Linked DNA regions of Mus musculus: region 1 is linked to region 2. Evidence: chromatin loops called from intact Hi-C (ENCODE). Cell type or tissue: gastrocnemius. All regions are shown on one strand.

Region 1 (8,000 bases), 56 kb after region 2:
GTAGACCAGGCTAGCCTCGAACTCAGAAATCTGCCTGCCTCTGCCTCCCAAGTGCTGGGATTAAAGGCTTGCACCACCACGCCCAGCTCAGTGTATGACATTCTAAGATAACAGGTGATGAGCAGAAGTTAGTGCTTTACTGAGTTGATGGGGGAAGAGAACTGGGGGACAGAGAGGGGCACTTCCCTGAGTCCCTGGGCGGTGGCTGGTGGGTGCCCTTTCCGTTTGCAGAGAACACTTACAGAGAGTCACTCTGTAGGGATGGATTCATTATAGGCAGGATATTCTGAGGCATCTGATTGGGAAGCAAATCTGGATGGGATGAAGGTATCAGACTTGAAGCTGTGAGGATGAAGAGGAGAGGGCTCAGGTCACACACCTGGGCCAGGCTTGGCCTGCGGGTGATGATCAGTGCCAGGCGGTTAGACAGAGGGGGAGCTTTAAGCAACATCCATTTTTCTTTATTGGCCTTGTTCTTGTTTGTTTGTTTTTCTGTGTAGTCCTGGCTGTCCTGGAACTCACTCTGTAGACCAGGTGTGGCCTTAAACTCAAGAGTTTCACCTGCCTCGGCCTCCCAAGTGCTGGGATTAAAGGCATGCACTATCAGGCTCTAGCAAGCTGTTCCCATCCCCCCCCCCCCCGCCCGCCCACTCCCCTGAGACTCTCACTTTGTAACCCAGGCTAACCTCAGATTCACCCTCCTATGACTTGTGGCTTGCATTGTCTGATCAAATCATTTAAACCTCGTGGCTACTGTTGTTGCTGTCATTAGCGATGTTGCTTTAAAGACTTGTGCCCTCTGTTCTATGCCCTCTGGGAGGAAGAGAAGCCTTTTGTGACCAAGACCACGGTTTTTTGTTTGTTTGTTTGTTTGTTTGTTTGTTTTTAGTCTGTCACATGATTAGGGAATAAACAGGAAGCTTTGGCCTTGGAGGAAATAAGCCCTACTTGTGGACACCTTGCGGATTTTTTGTCTTCCTGGGACTACTAAACCTAAGGACCTTTGTTTTCATTGGCTTATGAAGACTAATGAGAACTTATATAAATCCAAGTTTGCCCCCTCTCCCCCCAAAAACCCAAAGGAGCTACACTAATACTTTAAGTGGGATAAACAAAACAGAAATCATGTCTTGTAGAAGGTGCTAGCAGGAAGTGTTTTTTTAAGCCAGGTGTGGTGGTGGTGGCTTTGGCGGCAGCTTTGGCGGCAAACGCCTTTAATCCCAGCACTTGGGAGGCAGAGGCATGCAGATCTCTGAGTCTTGAGGCCAGCCTGGTCTACAGAGTGAGTTCCAGGACAGCCAGGGCTCTACAGAGAAACCCTATCTCGAAAAACAAAAACAAAAACAAAACAAAGCAAAACAAAACAAAAACCTTTTCTTTTCCTTAGTTTCTAGCCTCTTAAGCATTCTGTCTCTACCTCCTGAGTGATGGGATTAAAGGCGTGCGCCACCAAAGCCCAACCAAAAATTTTTTTCTTTGCTTCCTATTTTTCCTGAAAATTGAAGGGTTTTTCTGTCAGGATCAGATTTTTTTAAAAAAGATTTATTTATTTATTATATGTAAGTACACTGTAGCTGTCTAAAGACATACCAGAACTCGAGGGCGTCGTTACAGATGGTTGTGAGCCACCATGTAGGTGCTGGGAGTTGAACTCAGGACCTTCGGAAGAGCAGTCAGTGCTCTTAACTGCTGAGCTATCTCTCCAGCCCCCAGGATCAGATTTGAAAGGGGGAAAAAAAAACTTTGAAAAAAGAAAGAAAACCATGAAGTAGGGCTGGAGAGAGGGCTAGACAGTTAAGAAAAAGCCCCAACTGATCTTGCAAGAGCAATGTATGCACTGGGCCACTCAGCCATCTCTCCAGTCCCCGGGTGTGCCTGTGCGTGTGTACGTGTGCAGATGTCTTCAGAGACCAGAAGAAGGAGTCAGATCCTTGGAGCTGGACTTCCAGATAGTTATGAACTACTCTATGTAGCGCTGGGAACTGAACTCAAGTCCTCTGAAAGAGCAATGCCCCTACACACTGAGCGGTCTCCAGAGGCCGCCCCCCCCCCACCTCTATTTTCAGGGCAAAATTTGCATTGGGAATTATTTCATAACTATACAGATTCTTTTAGTCGTATCCTCTCATTTCTGTGAGTGAACCCTCAGGAATCTGTTCCCCCCCACACTTTTAATATTTTATACTTGCTAACCACAAAACCTTTAGAACTATAATGCATAAGCAAGGTTTTCAAAAATGTTCAGACAAGGCAGTGAATAACTTCACATGTACTGTGTCTTCTAGACATGGGATAATAACCTTGCACTTAGTGTGTCTTCAATGCACTGGGTATGCATGTATATATATATATATATATATATGTGTGTGTGTGTGTGTGTGTGTGTGTGTGTGTGTGTATATATATATATATATATATATATATATATATATATATATACGCAATATGAACCCTAACCCTATATATGACATATATCCATGAAGGTCAAACACTTGTACACTAAAATAAAATAAAATAAAAAATAACTGGTTCTTCGCCTGCTTGACTTTGCATCCTGTTGTTGAAGATGAGGCTGCATCTTGGAGTTCTCATCCTGTGGTGATTTGATCATAAAGGAGGCCCCCATAGGCTCATATGTTAGAATACTTGGTCCCCAGTTGTAGAACTGTTTGGGAAGGACTAGGAAGAGTTGAGTGGCCTTCTTGGTGGAGGTATGTCATCGAGGGTAGACTTTGAGGTTCAAAAGCCCACTCCAAGCCCAGAGTTTCTCCCTCTCTCACCCCACTTCAACTCTCTAATCAAATATAAGCTCTCAGCTATGTCTCCATTACCATATCTGCCTGCCTCCATCTCCCTGTGGGCCTGGAATTTACACCACCCTGCTCCAGAGTCGCAGTGCACGAGCTCAGGCCTTGACACAAGAAGCAGCCCTTGGTCATTCCTAATCTTTTTCTCCTTTAGTGTGCTCATTGGTCCCTTCGTATGAAGATGCCTGTTTGTGTTTTAATATTTGAGTTCTCGAAAAGAAAAGGTCCTTTTCCGTGCGTTTGTTTTATTTTCTTTTTTTTAGAAGTAGAGTCTGCATAACTCTAACCTAACTGTCTTGGAACTTACTGTGTAGACCAGGCTGACTTCAAACTCAGTTTACCACCAATCTGACTCTCTAGAGGTTCCTTTTAAAATTTTTTCCTTTTTAGTTTTATTTATTTTACTTTGTGTGTATTGTGTGTATTTGTGTGCTTTGCTTACATCTCTGTGCACCGCGTGTGTTCCTAGTGCGGGCAGAGATGAGAAGAAGGGTGTTGGGAGCCTGCTGCGGATCCTGGGGTCCAAACAAGTGCTCATAACCCCTGAGTCCTCTCCAGTCACCTCCCGAAGCAATCTCCAGCCCTACTTCAAGAGTTTTGGCTGGTTTTGCCGCAGGGTCTCAGGTAGCCCAGGCTAGCTCAAGGCTCTCTGTAAGGCTGGAGATGACCCTGTCCTGCTTCTGTCTTCCAAGTTCCGGTATCTCAGGGCACGCCCACCACGTCCAGCTTCTCTTTGCACCCCCAGATGTTTGAAGCCAATCCAGTGTGGTGAGTTGTGCTTCTCTTTGGCAGTGTGCCTAAGGTGGGCTGTGGAAATGTTCTTCACATTTTGGGCTATTTTGAGTCTCATGTTCTGTTTTTTGGCAGAAATTCTGTTTTAATTTATTTTTATCATTTTTTAAAACTTTTTTTTAAATTAGATTTTTTTCCATACAATATATTCTGCTTATAGTTTCTCTCCCCAACCCCCCCACCCAACTACATCCACACCTTTTCTTGCTCTCATTAGAAAACAAACAAGCATCTAAAAAGAATAATAAGAAAATACAAACTTTAATAGAATAAAACAAACAAAAGAAAAAAATTAAAAGAACCAAAGAAGCACACATAGATGCAGAGACACACACATTCACATATACACAGAAATCCCACAAAAACACAAAACCTTCAGAACTATAATGCATAAGCAAGGTTTTTTGAAATGTTCAGACAAAGCATTATGAGACATGAAAATCTCCAAAAATACAAGTTTGTTTTGTACTGGTCTTCTATTGCTAGGCATGGAAACTGCCTGGACCTTTAGTTTGTATACCCAGTGAGATTGTTGGCTAGAACGATGTTTTACTCAGTGAGTAGTTATCATTTGGAGATAGCTTTCAGGTTGCGAATGAGGCTTCTGTCTACTTCTCTCACCTCTGGGCCCTAACTGGCTTAGACTAGTGCAGGCCCTTGGTTTCACCAGTTTTTAGAAGTAGGGCTGTTTTCAAGATTCCTTAGTTTAATGGTGCCCCCTTCCGTCCAGATTTTAAACTACAGCCTTTGAATGCTGCTGTCTCAAGGGCGCTCAAGGTTTGACGGTTTAGGCTACTTTTGTAACAATACAAAAATGCCACTCACCCTCTTTTTTCTCATTCTCTCCTCTCCTCACCCTTATTCTGTCTTCCTTCCCTCTGTTCCCCCCTCCTCCTCCTCTTCTTCCTCCTCCTCCTCTTTGGTTTTGATTTTTTTTTTTCTGAAACAAGGTCTTTTTTTAAAGATCTTTTATTTCTTATGTGTATGTCTGTGTGTGCAGTGCACACATTATGTGTGTGGTTGTCCATGGAGGGCAGAAAAGGCCTTCAGATCCAGTTATAAGGCTGTGAGCCTCCTGACGTGGGTCCTGGGACCAACTCTGGTCCTCAGCAAGAGCAGAAAGTATTCTGTACCTCTGGGCTGGGCCATCTCTCCAGCACCTTCAGGGTCTTTCAATCTCTCCCTGTGCTGTCCTGATTTACCAGGGTTCCTTTTGTTAGACATCTTCCTCTTTCAAACTCATATCAATATCAGTCTCTAAAAAAAATATCAATATCAAGATGATAGATTGATCAATCGATAGAGAGATAGCATACAAATATTTTTCCTGGATTTTGAGACAGGGTTTTACTTATCTTGGAGCTCATTCTGTAGACCAGGATGGCCTGAGACTCAGAGATCAGCCTGCCTCTGCCTCCAAGAGCTGGAGTTAAAGATGTGCACAACCATGCCTAGGTAGGTTTTGTTGGTGGTGGTTTGGTTTGGTGTGGTTTGGTTTTTAACGACAGCCTTTCAGTATGTGTTCTAGTTTAGCCCTACATGTGTGGCTGAGGCAGGAGGCTACTCTGAGCTATATAGTGAGTTTCAGACCAACCTGGGCTGCAGTATGAGGCCTTGTTCCCCTGTCCTCAGAAAGGATTGTGGGTTTGTGAGACGGCAAGCCAGTCAATACCTGTTGTTCTTTTTCTCCTATGGTAACATGGAAGCAGGCTTGAAAACTCTTTGAAGCGAAGTGGGCATGACAGTGAGCCAACAAATCTTTCTTGCCAGTGTGTATGTGTGTGTGTGTGTGTGTGTGTGTGTGTGTGTGTGTGTGTGTGTGAGTGTGTGTGTGAGAGTGTGTGAGTGTGTGAGAGTGAGTGTGTGTGTGTGTGAGTGAGTGTGTGAGTGTGTGTGTGTGTGTGTGTGTGTGTGTGTGTGTGTGTGTGTGTGTGTGTGTGTGTTTTCCAGGCCAACTCTCTACCACTGAGCTACAACCTCAGCCCCCTCATTACATCTTTAAAACACGTGCCTGGCCCACAGGGCATGAGTTGTTGACCCTTGTTCTACACTGATATTTGAAATGTTAAATGGTTCAAATTTAGGTGGTCATTATTATTCTCAGTAACCTAGGAGTTCATATTGATTTCTTGGAGTTCTTTATATATGCAAAGTAAATACACATCTCTGTGGCAGAAAGGGATGGGTGGCCCAGACCCTCTCCTGAGAGGAAGAACTGTGGCCCCACTGCAGGGGATGCACTAAGAAAACAGCTTGCAGTTGCCAGTTACTTCTAGGTCCCTCTCTCTCTTCTACAGATAGCAGCTGTACCAAGGGCATGACTTCCAACAGTCTGGTATCTGGCGCAAGGTGCTGTTGAGACAGAGGCTGAGCTAGCTCGTCCCCCTTAATTTAACACCCTCTCGTGGACAGCGCTTGTTCCAGAGTTGCTTGCTGGTGACTGGGGTCTCCTGGGGCCTGCATTTGCTTTCTAGTCTGTCTTCAACCCAGCTGTGCTCACCCCCCATTTCCTTCACAGGTGGCTCTCCCAACTACATCTCCAGCATATACTGCTTACTCTACTGTCCCTTGTATGTCAAACACCTCCCTCGGTGACTCGAATTTGGTTACAATGCATTTTTTTTTCTCAGTAGAAATCTGTCTTTGTCCTTATCTATCCCACCTCCCACTTCTGAGACGGTGTCTCAGTGTCTCATGGTCTCACGTAGCCGAGGCTGGTCTCAAGTTTCCTGTGCAACCTGAGATAACATTGAACGTTTTTTTAAGATTCATTTACTTTGTGTGTGTGAGAGAGCATTTTGCCTACGTGTTATGCACCACGTGCATGCCTGGAACCTGTGGAGATCAGAAGAGGGAACTGGGGTTCCAGATGATTGTGAGCCATCTGTATGCAGGGAACCTTACCAGGGTCGTCTTCTGCAAGAACAACAAGTGCTTTTAACTGCTGAGCCATCTCTCCATGTCCACATTTTAAGGTTTATTCAGGTGTCTATGTGTCTGTATACCACATCCGTGCAAGTTTCTCCAGAGGCCAAAACAGTATGTCAGATCCCTGAGAGCTCAAGTTACAAATAGTTATAAGCCTCGTGGCGAGGGCGCTATGAACTAGACTCTAGTCCACTGGAGGATCAGTCCTCTTCCTTAAATTTTGTTTTGTTTTAAATTTTGAGACAGGGTCTCTCTACATAGCTCTGGCTGTCCTGGAACTCACTCTGTAGACCAGGCTGGCCTCAAACTCAGAAATCCGCCTGCGTCTGCCTCCCGAGTGCTGGGATTAAAGGTGCATGGCGTCATGGCAGCTTTCTTCTAACTTTGGTTTGTATCTTAGGTATGTGGATGTTTTGTGGGTGCTCCACATGAATGCAAACCTGCAGCAACCAGAAGGCGTAAGATTCCCCTGCAACTGGAATTACAGCCCACTGTTAGCTGCCATGTAGGTGCTGAGCCATCTCTCCATCCCTCAGCAAGCATTGCCACCACCCCCTGAAAACTTAGCATCTGGGCTGGAGAGATGGCTCAGCGGTTAAGAACACTGACTGCTCTTCCAAAGGTCCTGAGTTCAAATCCCAGCAACCACATGGTGGCTCACATGGAGATCTGATGCCCTCTTCTGAAGACAGCTACAGTGTACTTACATGTAATAAATAAATAAATCTTAAAAAGCAAAAATTTAGCACCTAGTTGACTGATACTGTTGTGTTGACCTTGCAACTTAGCTTCTAAGTTCTCTGTGAGTTTGTGCAGCTTGGGCTACAAAGCAAGTGCCAAGACAGCCAGGGCTACACGGAGAAATTCTGTCTTCAAAAAACAAAAAGCAAACAAAACAAACAAAAGGAGTAATGTTATTTATTTAGTGTGTGTAGTCAAAGGACATCTCGCAGAAGTTGGTTCTCTCCTTCCACCATGTGAGTCCCCAGGGGGTGAACTCAGGTCTTCAGGCTGGGCAGCAGGCACCTTTACCTCATGATCTATCTCTCTGGCCTTTAATGACATTTTTATATAGCTTAAACATGGAGATTTAGAGAGGAAGAGTTGCTCAGAGGTAAACACATGGGGGGGGGGTAATAGGCTTCTCTAAGAGAGAGCCTCTCCCCTCTCTCCCCCTCCTCACCACCCCCTTCTTCTTCTTTAACTGGCTCTCACTGAGTTACCAGTCTGGCCTTGAACTCATTATGTAGCCCAGGCTGGCCTTGAATTCTCTCTCCTCTTCCCTCAGCCACACACCACTTTGTATGTGCGTGGATGCAGAGGCAAGAGAGCAGCCTCACCTGTCATTACTCAGGAACTATCTCCTTGGCTGGTTTGAGATAGGATCTTACACTGGGACCTAGGCCTTGCCCGGGAAGCTGGACCAGCTGGCAGTGGGCCTTAGGAACCTTCAGGTTCAACCTCCCTAGTGCT
Region 2 (8,000 bases):
GACAGAGTTTCAGGCCAAGACAGCTACATAATGAAACCCTGTCTAAACAAACAAACAAAAAAAGCAAAACAACAAAACCAGGAAAAAAAGAGTGAGAAGTCACTTTCGAGGTGATACACTTGTACAAACAGACCATCATGAAAATCCAAAGAACTCAGGTGTCTTCCCAGGCACTGTAGCAAAATAAGATGGCTGGCTGGCTTGAACATCTGAATTTTGATATCTCAGTTCTGCAGGCAGGATGCACAGGCAAGGTGTTGAAGTCAGCCTTGGCCTCTCCTAGGATGCTCTGTGCAGAGCCTACCTCCTCCATGTGTGTTCAGAGCCTCGCTACCCTGCACACACACACACACACACACACACACACACTCACATACTTCATCTTCCTACACCAGTCATATTGTCATATTTTCTTTGTTCCTTTTTTTTTTTAGGGGTGTGGGTCATGACAGGGTGTCACTACATAGCCCTGGCTGTCCAGGAACTTAAGGTAGAGCAGGCTGGCCACATACTCTGAGATCTGCTTGCCTCTGCCTCCAGAGTAACTAACATGCCTAGCGCCAGGCATTTTCTAAGTGGTAACTTCATTTAACTCAAGAAGACCTCATCTCCAAACACAGTTATATACTTAAACACAGGGCATTGGGGCTCTTGGAATGGGACTTGGAGAATGGCTACAATGTGGCACCTAGAGAGAGTTTTCAGAAGAAATTTAGTTGCAAAGTACTGGTCAAATCACACACCCTCAGTTCCATAGGTATTTTGTTTGTTTGTTTGTTTGTTTTGTTTCATTAGATAGCATATCACGTTTCTTTTTTAAATTACTTACTCTATTAATTTACTTTATATCCCAATAACGGCATACCCTCTGCCTCCTCCCAATCCCTTCCTTTCCCCTCACCGCCCCCCACCACAATCTCCTCTCTTTCATCTCAGAAAACGGGAAGCCTCCCAGGACCATCAAGCTGCCTTGGCAAATCAAGATGCAGTCAAGACTAGGCACAGCTTCCCCTATGCAGACTAGACAAGGCAGCCCAATTAGGGGAAAGAGGTCAAAGGTAGGCAACAGAGTCAGAGGCAGCCCCTGTGCCTTTCTGTGGAGGGTGTGCCTGTCCCTTAGCTTCTGCTCACATATGGAGCCCATCTTCTTACCTGGAGACCCTCAGCAGGACCAGGGAGAATCCAGAACTCCCGCACTCACACTACAGTTGGCCTTCTCCCTTCTGTCCCCTCACTGCCTCTTCTGGGAGCCCTTCACTAAGAAAATGCAGACTAAGTGACACTTGCTTGGGTCACTGTGTATAAAAGCTTGTGATAGGGCTAGAGCAGTGCTCAGTGGTTAGGTACACTTGCTGTGCTTGCAGAGGACCTGAGCCCAGTTCCCCGCACCCACCATGAACAGCTTACAACCTCCTGTAACTCTGTCTCCAGAGGATCCAGTGCCCTCTTTTCACTTCCAAGGGCACCCCCAAGTACATAGCACATGTGCACATACACTTATAAACAAATGACAAATCCTAAGAGCTAGGTGAAGCTGGGGACCCAGGCATTGTTAAGTTCAAGGCCAGCCTGGGCTGCCTACTGAGACAGTGTCTCACAAAACAAAAGACAAGAGTGAGTCTTGGATGTGGTGGCACTCATATAACTCAGGAGGATGGGGAGGTAGAGTTATGAATGCAGAGGAACTAGGGCCGAGGTTTAAGACCACCTCAAAGCCAAACAGACACAAGAAAGCAGGTTCTGGGGGGTGGGGAATTAGAGTCACAGTTGGATTCATGGATGATCCAAGCTACTGAGGCCTTTCCCAACCCCCTTCCAAATACTTCTTTTTCTGCAGATATGCAGTTGGCCACTGAGGGTCTGTGTTGAAATCATTGGCTTCTCTCTTTAGATTCCTCTGTTCTCGATTTCAGTAGCTCTAGACACTGCTTATCAGTCTTAGAGAAGGTGCTATTCTCAGAGCCTGTGGGCTGAGATGCGGAAGAGGCACTGCACAAACCTCTGCATCATTCACATGACTTCAATGCTTCCCTTTTATAATAAATGAATGATTTTTTTTCTTTGTTCATTTGTTTTTCAGTTTTTGGAGTGTTTTTTAATTGGCTTTCTTTTTAAAGAATTGTTTATCTTACGTATATGAGTACACTGTTGCTGTCCTAAAACACATCAGAAGAGGGCATCTGATCGCACTACAGATGGTTGTGAGCCACCATGTGGTTGCTGGGAATTGATCTCAGGACCTCTGGAAGAACAGCCAGTGCTCTTAACCTCACAGCCATCTCTCCAGGCCTGTTCTCTTGGCTTTTTGAGTTAAGATTTCTCTGTTTAGTCCTGGCTGTCCTGAATCAACTTTGTAGACCAGGCTGTGCTCAACCTCACACAGTTCTGGCTGCCTCTGCCTCCCAAGTCCTGGGATAAAGGCCTGGCTTAAACTGATGATTTAAAAAATGGAAATAAAATGAATGAGAATATAGAAAGACCATCGTATAACAAAATCAAATAAGAAATTACAAGCAAGAAGTGGATCTGCAGAGATGTGCAAAGACTGCATATAGCAATCCACCCTGTGGCCTGCCTAAATTGACTGATGAATATTAGTTCAGTTGGTTCACAGAGCAGGTATGAATATGCATTATCCCTCGGTTCCTGCAACCTAGCAATCTTGACTCCAGCTCTCTGAGAAAACTAGGTCCCTGTCTACAAAGTATAGCCTGGGCAAGTTTAGCCCTTAAGGCTCACCTAGTAACATCTTTGCCTGTTTTTGGAGCTAAGTGACCCAGCCTGGAGCTGAACTCTTCCATTCCACCCTCTGCTCTTTAGAGCCTGAGGCCATAACGTTCTCCAAGGAGACAGGTACAGAATCCTTGTGACCCAGGCTGGTTTATCAGCCTGAGGCAACAGCATATCAAGCAAACATCTAAAGGATTGAGAAATTGCTGAGGCCACCCTGGAGGGGAAAACACACTAAGCCAGGGAGCCTGTGCTCGAGCTCACTGCTGTGTGTTCTAGAAAGGTGGGGCATGAGTCTCAGCCTCAGGTGAAACGTCTGTTTGCCAGTTGCACTGATATGGTGGTCTTGGAGACTGCGCAGAGCTCCTCCTATAGCCAATGGTGAGTCAGTGGGGGACAAGGACAGATAGTACATAATCCTCTAGTTGGATGAATGCTAAGGGTTGCAGCCTTGGGCAGAAAGAGAACCCAGTGCCCTAGGCATGATCGGCTTTTCTGCCTGTCATATCACTTCTACTATCTATGAGTGCTTTTTTTTACACCAGGTTGCAATTGGCTCTTACCCTGCAGAGTTCTGTGAAGTGCCATCAGGCTGATCTGTCCTGCTCAAACATTCCCTCAGCCTCTGCCCCCTGAGCGCAGGCATCCCAGGCAAGCACACCCCTCCACACCCAGCTTGCTGCTTAAGCTTTCAGCTGTCTGCAGTGGTTATCTGAATACAAGATAAGCCCTTCTGAAGATGTCATTCTTCTTCTGGACTCCCCACAGTTTCTGCTCAGGGGATTCATGAGTTGAGCACCAAGACATGGCCTCTACATGTTGCCAGTGCTGTGGCCTAGTTCATAGCAAGGCTACAGATGAGTCTAGCTGTTACAAAATGTCTGCAGGCAAGGACTCACTTAACACTCAGCTCTGCTGATCTGGCTGCTGTCCTGCTGATCCAGGTGTGTCTCTCCCCCCCCCCCCCCACTCGTGGACTGAGATATGAAGGAGCCATTACAGTAACCTCTGTATCATTTACAGGACTCCCTGTTTCCTTCCATAATAAACCAATGATATTTTTGTTCAGTCATTTGTTTTTGCAGTGTTTATTTTTGGTGTTTTGAGTTAAAAATTTCTCTGTGTAGCCCTGGCTGTCCTGGATTGGCTTGGTAGACCAGGCTGTCCTCAACCCCACACAGTTCTGCCTGCTTCTGACTCCCAAGTGCTGCGATAAAGGTGTGTGCCACCAGGCCTGGCTTAAACTGATGTTCTTAACAGTAGAAATAACATGAATGAGAACATAGAAAGGCCATGATAAACCACACCCAAATAAGGAATTAGGAAGCAGCAAGTGGACCTGCAGAGAAGTACAAAGATGGGATTAAGCAGTCCACCTGGACAAAGAGGAAGTCTGAGATCCCAAGTTGCCACTTTGGGAAATTCAACACGAGCAATCACAAATAAACAAACGGTCACCTTGCCCTCTCCAAGTGAACAAGTACTACCAACCCAAACCATTCTCAGGTGTGTGTGGAATGCAGTGGTAGAGTAGTTGCTTAGGACTGGAACACTGTCTGTGATCCTCAAAATAGGAGAAGACTGGGAGAGGGGGATGGAAGCAAGCTAGAATTGGGGAGTCTTGATCTGGACCCAAGAGCCATGCAATTATTCAGTCATTCATTAAAAATGAGAAGCCCATGATTTTGGACACACTAGGCATAAAAATGCCATTTTCTAGCTCATAAAACTGAAACCTGATTGGGGGGGGGGTGCTGGTGGAACCTAGGAAGGCTGCTTCCCTAGGCTAGTGCTGTTAGGGTGCCAGGAATTCAAGTCAGCTGTTACACCACTAGGATGTCAATGAAATTCCCCAAGGACACACCTATAGAATACACAAAGAAATATCATGTGTGTATGTTTGAGCCAGATATCTATATATGGGATTAAAATCTTTCACCACAGACTAGAGAGATGGCTCAATGGTTAAGAGCACCGACTGCTCTTCCAGAGGTCCTGAGTTCAATTCCCAGTAACCACATGGTGGCTCACAACCATCTGTAATAGAATCTGATATAAATTATATATATATATATATATATATATATATATATATATATATATATATATTCGGTTTTTCGAGACAGGGTTTCTCTGTATAGCTCTGGCTGTCCTGGAACTCACTCTGTAGACCAGGATGGCCTCAAACCCCAAAATCCACCTGCCTCTGCCTCCCAAGTGCTAGGATTAAAGGCGTGTTCCCCCACTGCCCCGCCTAATAACATTAATTTTGATGCTACTTTAAAACTATAATTTGTGCTACTTAATGAATCCTAGTGTATCTGATATGCAGGAATCTAATATGTGAAAGGGCAATTCAACCCTCCAAAAGACTCTGGATACACACGCTGTAAACAACTGCCTCAAGGCTGCTCTCGAGCAAATTCAAAAATCCCACGGTCACAACTGGTTGGTAGGTAGACACTCACATCATTAGGCTCCTCCCCCAAAGGGGTGTGACCAACACAAGACCCCATAAAAGTCAAAGCCAGTTCTTCAGAATGGGTTTCTTCCAGTCCACCTAGATCACATCAGCTAGTGGTTACCATCAGAGTCCACTTTCTGGATCTGCTTCGGTAAGTCTCAAATCTCACTGGGAAAGGTTACTGGCCGGGGCTGGGAGTTCTAAAGGTGGGGAGGTCAAAAATGCTAGCAGTGAGGCAGAGGATGTATCTGAAGAGGTTGTATTAGGGGAACGTGTGCTGAGAGACAAACGCAGCCTGTGCTGGAGCCCGTGGGGTGGAATTGTAATCAAAACAATTGTAAGCATCACAACTGTCTCTCCAAGATGTAGTCCTAGTTCAGGCCTTAAGCAGGCCTCAAAGCTGTCGGGAATGCCAGGACTCATGAACCAGATAGAGAGCAGGATGAGAGTATGCATGGTGACCACAACGCAAGTCCAGACTTGAGACTGAAGCAGGAAGATCTCTGACTGGTTTTTTCAGGATTTATTTATTTTATAAATGTGAATACACTCTCACTGTCTTCAGAAACACAAGAAAAGGGCATCAGATCACAATACTGGTGGTTGTGAGCCACCATGTGCTTGCTGGGAATTGAATTCTGGACCTCTGGAAGAGAGTGCTCTTAACCGCTAAGCCATCTCTCCAGCCCCAATACTTCTGATTTTTAAGGCCAGCCTAGTGTACATTGGGAGTTTCAGGCCTGCCCAGGCCTGTCTCAAAATAACAATTTTTAAAATAATAAAATGAAGGCAGGTATGGCAGCACTTGCCCTTAATTCCTGTATATGGAGGGGAGTCAGAGGCAAAGTGGATCAAGGCCTGCCTGATACACCTAGGAAATTTCAGGTCAGCCAGGGCTCTGTAGACAGACACTGCCTCAAAGAAATAGATACAAAGTAAATAAATGGCTTTTTTTGGTGTGTGATAATGTTTCTTTCTATAGGAATTTACTGTGTAAACCAGGTTGGCCTCAAACTCACAGAGATACATCTGCCTCTGCCTCCCACAGGCTGAGTTTAAAGATGTGTGCCACCAGGCCTGACCTATAAAAATCTTCGTTTTAAAGGTCCTGTCCAGCAGTTCAGATCCATTTGCATTCCTGGGGGCCTGAAGCTTACAGACCAGAGGCAGTACTGTACTGTGTACACCAGGTTCCCTCCCTGCTTCCGTTTTCTCAGATACTCATCTGCATCTGGTGGGTCCACTCTGGACAAGTTTTGTAAGTATTATACATTTTATATATTATATAATCATAATATCGTGTTTCCTGATATGTGAAAAATGAGTGTATGTGTCTCTGAAGGCCAAAAGAGAGTTAGGTCCCCTTGACCTGGAGTCTTTTATGAGCCACACATACACAAAAACACACAAAATGGCTCTTAACCACTGAGCCATCTTCCTTCCCACCTAGAGGTCTGTTGGTTTGGAATATTTATGCTGTGTGTTTTGGTTGTCAAGTTCGGTTTTATGTTTGTTTGTTTCTTTGTTTTGGAACAAGGTTTTTTTTGTGTGTTCCAGCTGTCCTGGAACTCACCTTGTAGACCAGGCTGGCTGGAACTCAGAGATCCACCAGCCTCTGCCTGCTGAGTGCCGGGATTAAAGGTGTGAGCCACCACAGTTTGGTTTACCTTAATCCCCCAAAACAACCTGCCCCACCCATCTAAATGGCTGTCCCGCCCTCAGTGCTTCTCAAACAATATTTTTATTGTGTTCACACAGATTTGGTTGACAGTGGTGCCTATTTCTTTAATCCCCACACTAGGAAGGCAGAGGCAAGAAAAGCAGATCCCTGAGTTCAAGGCCAGCATGGTCAACAGAGGTAGTTCCAGGATAGTCAGGGCTACAGAGAAACCCTGTCTTGAAAAACAAAACAAACAAAAGAAATAATAATAATAATGAATTAATTTAAAAATAGTAAAAACAAAAAACAAAAACAAGAAAAAAAAAACTAAAAAAAGATGGTTTGAAAAATAAGTAGGTAGAGGTTGGTGAGATGGCTGAGCAGCTTGGAGCAGTGTCTGCTCTCCAGAGGTCCTGAGTTCAATTCCCAGTAACCACGTGGTGGCTCACAACCATCTGTAATGGGATCAGATGCCCTCTTCTCGTGTGTGTCTGAAGACAATAAAGTGTACTTACATAAAAAATAAATAAATAAATGCTTCACAGACAAACAGACAAAAAATAAGTAGCCCGGTGATCTTGGTACACTTTCACTCAGTCAGCACTCAGGAGGCAGAGGCACATAGTTCTCTGAGTTAGAAGCCAGCCAGGTCTACAGAGGGATTTTCAGGACAGCAAGGGCTATACAGAGAATCCCTGTCAAAACAAACAAACAAACAACCACTAATAATAATAAATGATCTGTAATGTCAATTTTTATTTTGTTGTAGTGAGGGTATTTTATTCATTTCTTTGTTTATTTTAAAATAGGATTTCTCTATTTAGTCCTGCATGTTCTAGAACTCCTTGCTCTTCATAGACCAGGATGGCCTTGAACTCCCAAAAATGCTTTCCTGCTGCCTCCCACGTGCTGGGTATCAAAGGCATGTGCCTCCACTCTCAGCTTGCCATTGACTTTTGAGACAAGATCTCCCTAGGTAGCTCTGCTAGGCCTATCTAGGAGTAACTCTTCATTCTCCCCTCCCCCCACAGCCCCCCAGGCAACCACCATTTTCCTGTCTGACTCTGTAGAGGACAGATCTCAGTATTTTCTCTTTCACTGTTGTCCCTGACAAATCATATCTACTGCACACCCAAGTGTTTCTTT

The links. Peaks named below come from ENCODE experiments on the same cell type or tissue, not always from the same donor. Only the 100,000 strongest peaks of a DNase experiment are listed, where the experiment ranks them.
Region 1: it touches region 2 in a loop (2.5-fold over the local background); 27 of 42 quality-filtered maps call a loop at or near these places.

The regions. Positions count from the first base shown.
Region 1 is chr4:117,766,821-117,774,820 of GRCm38, forward strand. No RefSeq gene overlaps it. Among named protein-coding and RNA genes, the nearest start is that of Klf17, 5.2 kb to the left of the region's middle. In gastrocnemius, a CTCF peak has its summit at 4,328 (motif pointing left); DNase peaks (open chromatin) are centred at 3,525 and 4,322.
Region 2 is chr4:117,710,534-117,718,533 of GRCm38, forward strand. No RefSeq gene overlaps it. Among named protein-coding and RNA genes, the nearest start is that of Gm34746, 15 kb to the left of the region's middle. In gastrocnemius, no CTCF peak of the experiment used is centred here; no DNase peak of the experiment used is centred here.